2 separate regions of the Homo sapiens genome follow, and region 1 is linked to region 2. A link is a loop called in an ENCODE intact Hi-C map of the cell type or tissue named here. Cell type or tissue: B cell. All regions are shown on one strand. Each heading gives the region's core, and the rest is flanking DNA. Links, peaks and the distances in the headings are about the cores only.

Evidence for each region. Hi-C counts contacts between places; a loop is a spot of excess contacts. Peaks named below come from ENCODE experiments on the same cell type or tissue, not always from the same donor. Only the 100,000 strongest peaks of a DNase experiment are listed, where the experiment ranks them.
Region 1: it touches region 2 in a loop (6-fold over the local background); 9 of 110 quality-filtered maps call a loop at or near these places.

The regions. Positions count from the first base shown.
Region 1 is chr2:28,593,127-28,596,034 of GRCh38, forward strand. It overlaps PLB1 (phospholipase B1), which reads left to right. Exons shown (of 58, transcript NM_153021.5): 33 at 555-628. Among named protein-coding and RNA genes, the nearest start is that of PLB1, 99 kb to the left of the region's middle. In B cell, for the core only: CTCF peaks have their summits at 1,341 (motif pointing right) and 1,540; a DNase peak (open chromatin) is centred at 1,375; H3K4me3 peaks cover 337 bases.
Region 2 is chr2:28,809,364-28,812,271 of GRCh38, forward strand. SPDYA (speedy/RINGO cell cycle regulator family member A) reads left to right here and starts at 1,471. Exons shown (of 8, transcript NM_182756.4): 1 at 1,471-1,584. RefSeq lists silencers at 1,072-1,221, 1,252-1,501. In B cell, for the core only: no CTCF peak of the experiment used is centred there; a DNase peak (open chromatin) is centred at 1,308; H3K4me3 peaks cover 1,411 bases; H3K27me3 peaks cover 694 bases.

The sequences.
Region 1 (2,908 bases), core at 300-2,799, 220 kb before region 2:
TTGTGGATGAAGCTCTGCTCCTAACTTCCAAGAAATGGGGCTATTTTACTATCCCAGATCATCACTTTCCAGGAGCATGTGCAAGGCCTTGAGAATACCTTACAGAATGCCCCAGAGGGAAAGAGGAGAAATGTGAGACTTAGGAGAGATCTGTCCACTGCAGTCGCTTAAGCCAATGAGCTCTCTCTTCATGCTCATAAAGAACGTAGGGGCATAACGCTGGGAACGACATTATTAACACTCTCTCACGTTTGTAAAACACTTGAGAGTTTTCAAAGTGGTTTTTACAACTGTAATCCAATTTGATCCCCAAAACACTCCCTGTGAGATGAGCAGGGCGTGTCCTCAGCTCAGCGAGGAGGCAGCTAAGAGTTGGGGAAGGCACACAGCTGGAGAGGAGGATGGCAGACTTAGAGCCAGGGGCTCCTGGTTCCATGTCTGCTCCTGCCACCACGAGTGCATTGGGAACCCCCTCTTTGGAAGCCCTGTGCATTCACAGCCTCCCTGTTCTCTGACTTGCTAATTTTCCTATGGACTCTGGTATATTTTCAAAGGCTGGCAATGGAATTGGCTCCAAACCAGACGACCTCCCCGATGTCACCACACAGTATCGGGGACTGTCATACAGGTAATGTTAACCTTTGACCTCTCCCAGCGTTCCCCCCACAACAGAGATTAGGTGTGGCTTTGTCTCCTGTAAATATGTAAATCCCAGAGGTCGAAGACTTGGTCTGGAAGGGGCTTTCAGAAAGAAAAAGCTATATATTTCTGCAAAATGTGAACATTTGGTGAGTGGAGAGGATATTTTACTGTTGATAATCTTTTTTTTTTTTTTGATTGTGCAGAGAAAGTAAACCAGGGTTCTTATCAGACTCCTGGGTCAGCAAATCCAACAGGAAATGCACCAGAAAAGCACCAAATCCCTGAATCTTCACCTCCCCGCTTGCATGTATACGTGTACACGTGGTGTTCCTACGTCTCTGTTTACTGTCTTTATGTGTTTATTCATGTTGTCTTGTAGTCACACAGCTGCCTTTACATATATGTACACATCTGCACAGAAAACCTCTGAAACCCATCGCACACTTCGAGAGGCCATAACCAAGACACAATCACAATCAGCCATGTCTTGAAAGATTAGCAATTCGACAAGAGGAAAGGGTGAGAAAGGGCATCCCGAACACGGAAGTGGAGAAGCTCAGGGTGTGTCAGGCGAGCGGTTGCGTGTAGATATTCTCAAGTTTCTTTCTCTCCTAATAAAGTTCTCATTCCTGTAGGCTTCAAAGTAAGTGGCGAGTAGCTCAGAATTTACCTGGGAAAACAACTAGAACGAAGCTGGCCACAAGGGGGCAGCGTGCTAATGAGTGGCGGAGCCAGGACAGCACCTTTGCTGCCGCCTCCCTTTTCTTCTGAGTCAGTTTGCTTCCTGGGGAAGTGACAGGGAGCAGGGAGGGGGTGATCAAGACTGTGAAGGTTCTCTGGCCAGACCTGAGCAGAGTCCCAGAGAGGATGGGTTTCCAGGGCGAGAGGGAGGCGCCATCACTCGGCCTGTACCACCCACAACGAGGACCTAGGTTGTCCTTAGCATGAGGACATCAACCTCTCAAGAACAGAGGTCAGTGCCTTCCTGCGCCAAGGTCCCTGCGTTTCCACAAGTCCTTGGTCAGGTACCTGGTCCTAACAGGCTGCCATGGAACAAATCAGAGCCTCACTGACTCACCATTCTGCTCCTAATGAGGCTACAAGAAAAAAAACCAGAGGAGAGAAAGCAGAGCTTATTACAATCAGGAAAGAGCATGAGGTTCTGGCAGCTGCACTTGGTCTCAGCTAAAGAAGGCAATGACCTCATACGATAGCATGGGAAACAAAAATCAAGCAGACGAACCACATTGCAGGTGATAGATACGCGACGTGCACCTGGTGGGGCAGCCTGGGGAAGTGAGGTGATGTGCCCTACTTTAAAACAGATCGACCAGCTGGGCTCCTGGGATTCAGATATGAACCAGCAGTCCTCTACTAAAAGTTTCTTTCTGCAGCGATGGGAAAATTCAGCCATTGCTCTGTTTCTTCCAACAAGTGAAGTCCATTACAGCCTAATGTCTCAATCTTTTAGTTCTAGCTCTAAGGCCTCAGGTTCAATGGCTGCTGTCCCTTTAAACCCTTCATTTGTCCTAAATGTTTCAAATAGCTGCCCCCAAATGCACGTGTGTTAAAGATGGAAGCTCTAGGTCGGGGTCTGAGAGACAGCTTGACACTTGGTAGAATACATAGACTACTGTGTCTCAAAGTGTGTTCCATGGAACATTAACTCCAGACCTGTTCCTGGAGAAGAGAAAATCCTTTGTATCTGAGGGGGAAACATTACCATAACCTTCCTTTGGGGAATTCATGTGTGTATTAGCATATTAAAGGCTCTCATAAGGCCTGCAATGCAGAAATCTATTTAAGTTTTATCTGTTTAACCCAATGTTTCCCTTAATTCCAGAACATTTTCTTTGTTCATAACACCTGTTAACACCTCCTGAAAGTGTTCACGTAGTAGACTTATCTGAGAAAAGCAATTTTTGAGCCGTTAAAGCTTCTAGATTGGACAAACTAGGCAATTAATGATACTAGATCAATTCAGAATGCAATTTGAGCCTCTTCCCCCTGGGAAACAAAGTGAAAAGAGTGGATCTCATGGAATTAGGGGAGAAGTAGACCCAGAATTCATGGGGGGTGGGTGGCTGTGAACAGGACCTGCAGAAGAGGCTCGGCTGTGAATATTTCCAAGGCCCCTTGACCTGTGAGATTCTGTAGTGAACGGTTCCAGCTTTGGCCAGCTTAACAATGTGCTGGGCCCCAAGGTCTTGAGAGCATTGCCTTTTCTTCCATTGAAATAAGTTCGCTTGTTTGGGACCATTCAAAG
Region 2 (2,908 bases), core at 212-2,711:
GCCTCTGTGTTTTTCATGTAGCGGACATTAATTGTTCAGTAAATATTTTATACTCGAGGCTGGAAATTAATCATCACAACACCGGTACCTTGCAAAAACAAGGGGAAGAGCAGAGAGAAGTCAGGAAGGATCCTTAGGGAAAAGCTAGAGGAATGAAGCTTGAAGCAGCCATTTTCCTCAAGATTTTCACAACCAGTTGATGCTTCTTGGCCCATTCTCCCATTTATAGGCCAGGGAGAAAGAGTCAAGGGCATGTGTAAGGAAAAATAAGTTCCCAGTTGGCCCCCTCCTCGTACTTGTAGGTGAATTTGTCATTATTGTGCTGTGTGTGGAAGCACAAGAAGGAAGGAATTAACTCGTTCTTCAGAACTGCTGATTGAGGAGCTATTTGCTGGAAGTACCACAAGTAGGCAGAGCCAGGTTGCCTTTTAAGAGTAATCATTGTATTAGCCAAAAAATCTGGAAGCAATCCAAATATTGAAATGACTTAAATGGTCCATCCACTCTGGAATATTATGCAGTCATTGAAAACGTTTCGAAAGACTAGCAACATGAAAAAAGCCGTGATATGGAGACCAAAAAAAAAAAAAAAAGATTTACACTGGGTGTGGTGGCTTAGGATTGTAATCCCAGTGGGAGGATTGCCTGAGTTCAGTTCAAGGCCAGCCTGGGCCACATAGGACTCTGCTCTACAAGGCATGTTTAAAAATTAGGCGGGCGTGGCGGCACCTGTGGTCCCAGCTACTTAGGAGGCTGAGGCGGGAGAACTGCTTGAACCCGGGAGGCAGAGGTATGCAGTGAGCCGAGATCGTGCCACTGCTCCAGCCTGGGCGACAGAGCGGGACTCAGTCTCAAAAAGAAAGAAAAAGCCGGTTATACCTTAGGAGGGACATAAGGAAAGGATGGGATCAAAAAGCTGTTTAGAATTCTTTTTATTTGTTCATTCAACATGCATGTATTAAGCACCCACGTAGTCAAAGGCTAGGACAAAGCCAAAAAGATTACTGCTGCAGATTCACAGTTACAATAGAATGGCCCCTTCTCACAAGAAGCCACCGTATTCACACGTTGTGCTTTTCTCAGTTCAAGCGGCCTCTTCCTTTTGAGTAACCAGGGTAACCACGCTGTGCCCGCGTGTGCCGGGCGGGGAGGGGAGGCCGCAGCCCCAGCCCCGGGGGCCTGGTTGTCTAATCGAAGGGAAGTAAACGGCCCCAACGCAAGCCTGACTGCGAGACGTGCCCAAGGGAGGTAGGTCGAATGAAGAGGGTTGTGTGAGTTTTGCGCGGGCAGGCGGGATAACGGAGGAGGGAGGCCCGCGGCCGAGGCTCGGGCGGGCGGGGGGCAGGGAGGGGCGGGGTTCGCCGGCGCGCACTCCCAGGCAGGCCCCGCCCCCTCGGCCGGCTGTGCGCGCTGATTGGCCCCTGCCGGCCTCGCGCTCCCTCGCTCCGGGTTGGCGGGAGACCTTAGAGCGGGTACCGCTGCTGGCTAGCGACCGACGAGCAACCGTCTGAGGCCAGGAGCGCTGCGACGGAGCCTTGACCGCCGTTGCCCGGCCCTCTCCCGCGCAGCCCCGGGCTTCCGCAGGTACCTGTGCTCGCCCCCGGGAAGGGGCCTCGCAGGCGAATCTCCAGTTTCGAGTGTGCCCGGTCCCTGGGTTCGCTCGCCGGCGACCCCACCGCCCGCCTTAGATGAGAAGGCAGCGCTCCAGCCTCGTCCTCACGCCGCCTCCCGTGGGCGCCCTCAGCTGCCTTCGCGGCGACGACACACGCGCTCCCCGCAGCGGGCTCTGGGCTGAGGGACCTGGCGAGGGAGGCAGTGGCCGCGCAGGTTGGGGCTTTGGCCGCCCTCCGCCCGGCGGCGTAGCGGGTGAAGGTTCCAGGGGAAGGACGGGCAGGGCCGATACCGGAGGCTGCTCCCGAAGCTCGGCCGTCTGCTCGGAGGGAGGGCCCTGGGCAGGCGCTCCCGTCTCCACGTGTGCCTGCCGCCTTTATTGTGGGAGGAATGGAGATTTGGGGGGTCTTTTTGATAAATCCTACCTCCTTATGTCCCATTAAACACCTCTTTTTGTCCCCAAGATCGTCTGCCCCAGAATTTTGAGATCTGAGCTGCTGTGTCTCAGTACCAGGCCCGTAGCTCATTTCTCAGAATTCACGAAGATTCTCTTACATGACATCCAGTAGGACTGGAGGGCCCCTAGCCTCAATCTTTTAAAAAGCCTTATGCCGAGTTGGGCGAATCCTTGAGGCCAGGATTCGAGAGCAGCCCACAGCGAAAACCCCGTCTCTACAAAAAAATAATGAAAAAAAAAATTAACCGGGCATGGTGGTGCGCACTTGTAATCCCAGCTACTTGGGAGGCTGAGGCGGGAGAATCGCTTGAACCCTGGAAGCGGAGGTTGCAGTGAGCTAAAACCCGTCTCTACAAAAAATAACTTAAAAAAAAAGTATCCTGGCATGGTGGCGGGCGCCTGTAATCCCAGCTCCTCGGGAGGCTGAGGCGGGAGAATCGCTTGAACCCGGGAGGCAGAGGTGGCAGTGATCCGAGATCGCCTTATAGCTGGGGTTAGCTGGTTTTGTTTTCTTGGCAAGGTGACGATAAGTAATACTGGAGTGCTTACTATGTGTCAAGTGTTTTACACATGATTTTATTTAATATTTAAAACTGATTTACTGGTTAAAGAATATGGGACTTTGATGTCAGTTCTGCATTCAAATTCTAGCTTTATCACTTACTATGAGCCTTTGGGAAATTTCTTAACTTCTTTAAGCCTCAAATTTCTTATCTAGAAAATAAGGATAAAATAATACCTACCACACAGAGATGTTTTGAGAATTAAATGAGATAATGCATGTAACACATTCATCAGTGTCTGGCACATATTCTCTGTGTGTGACTGCATTCATAAGGA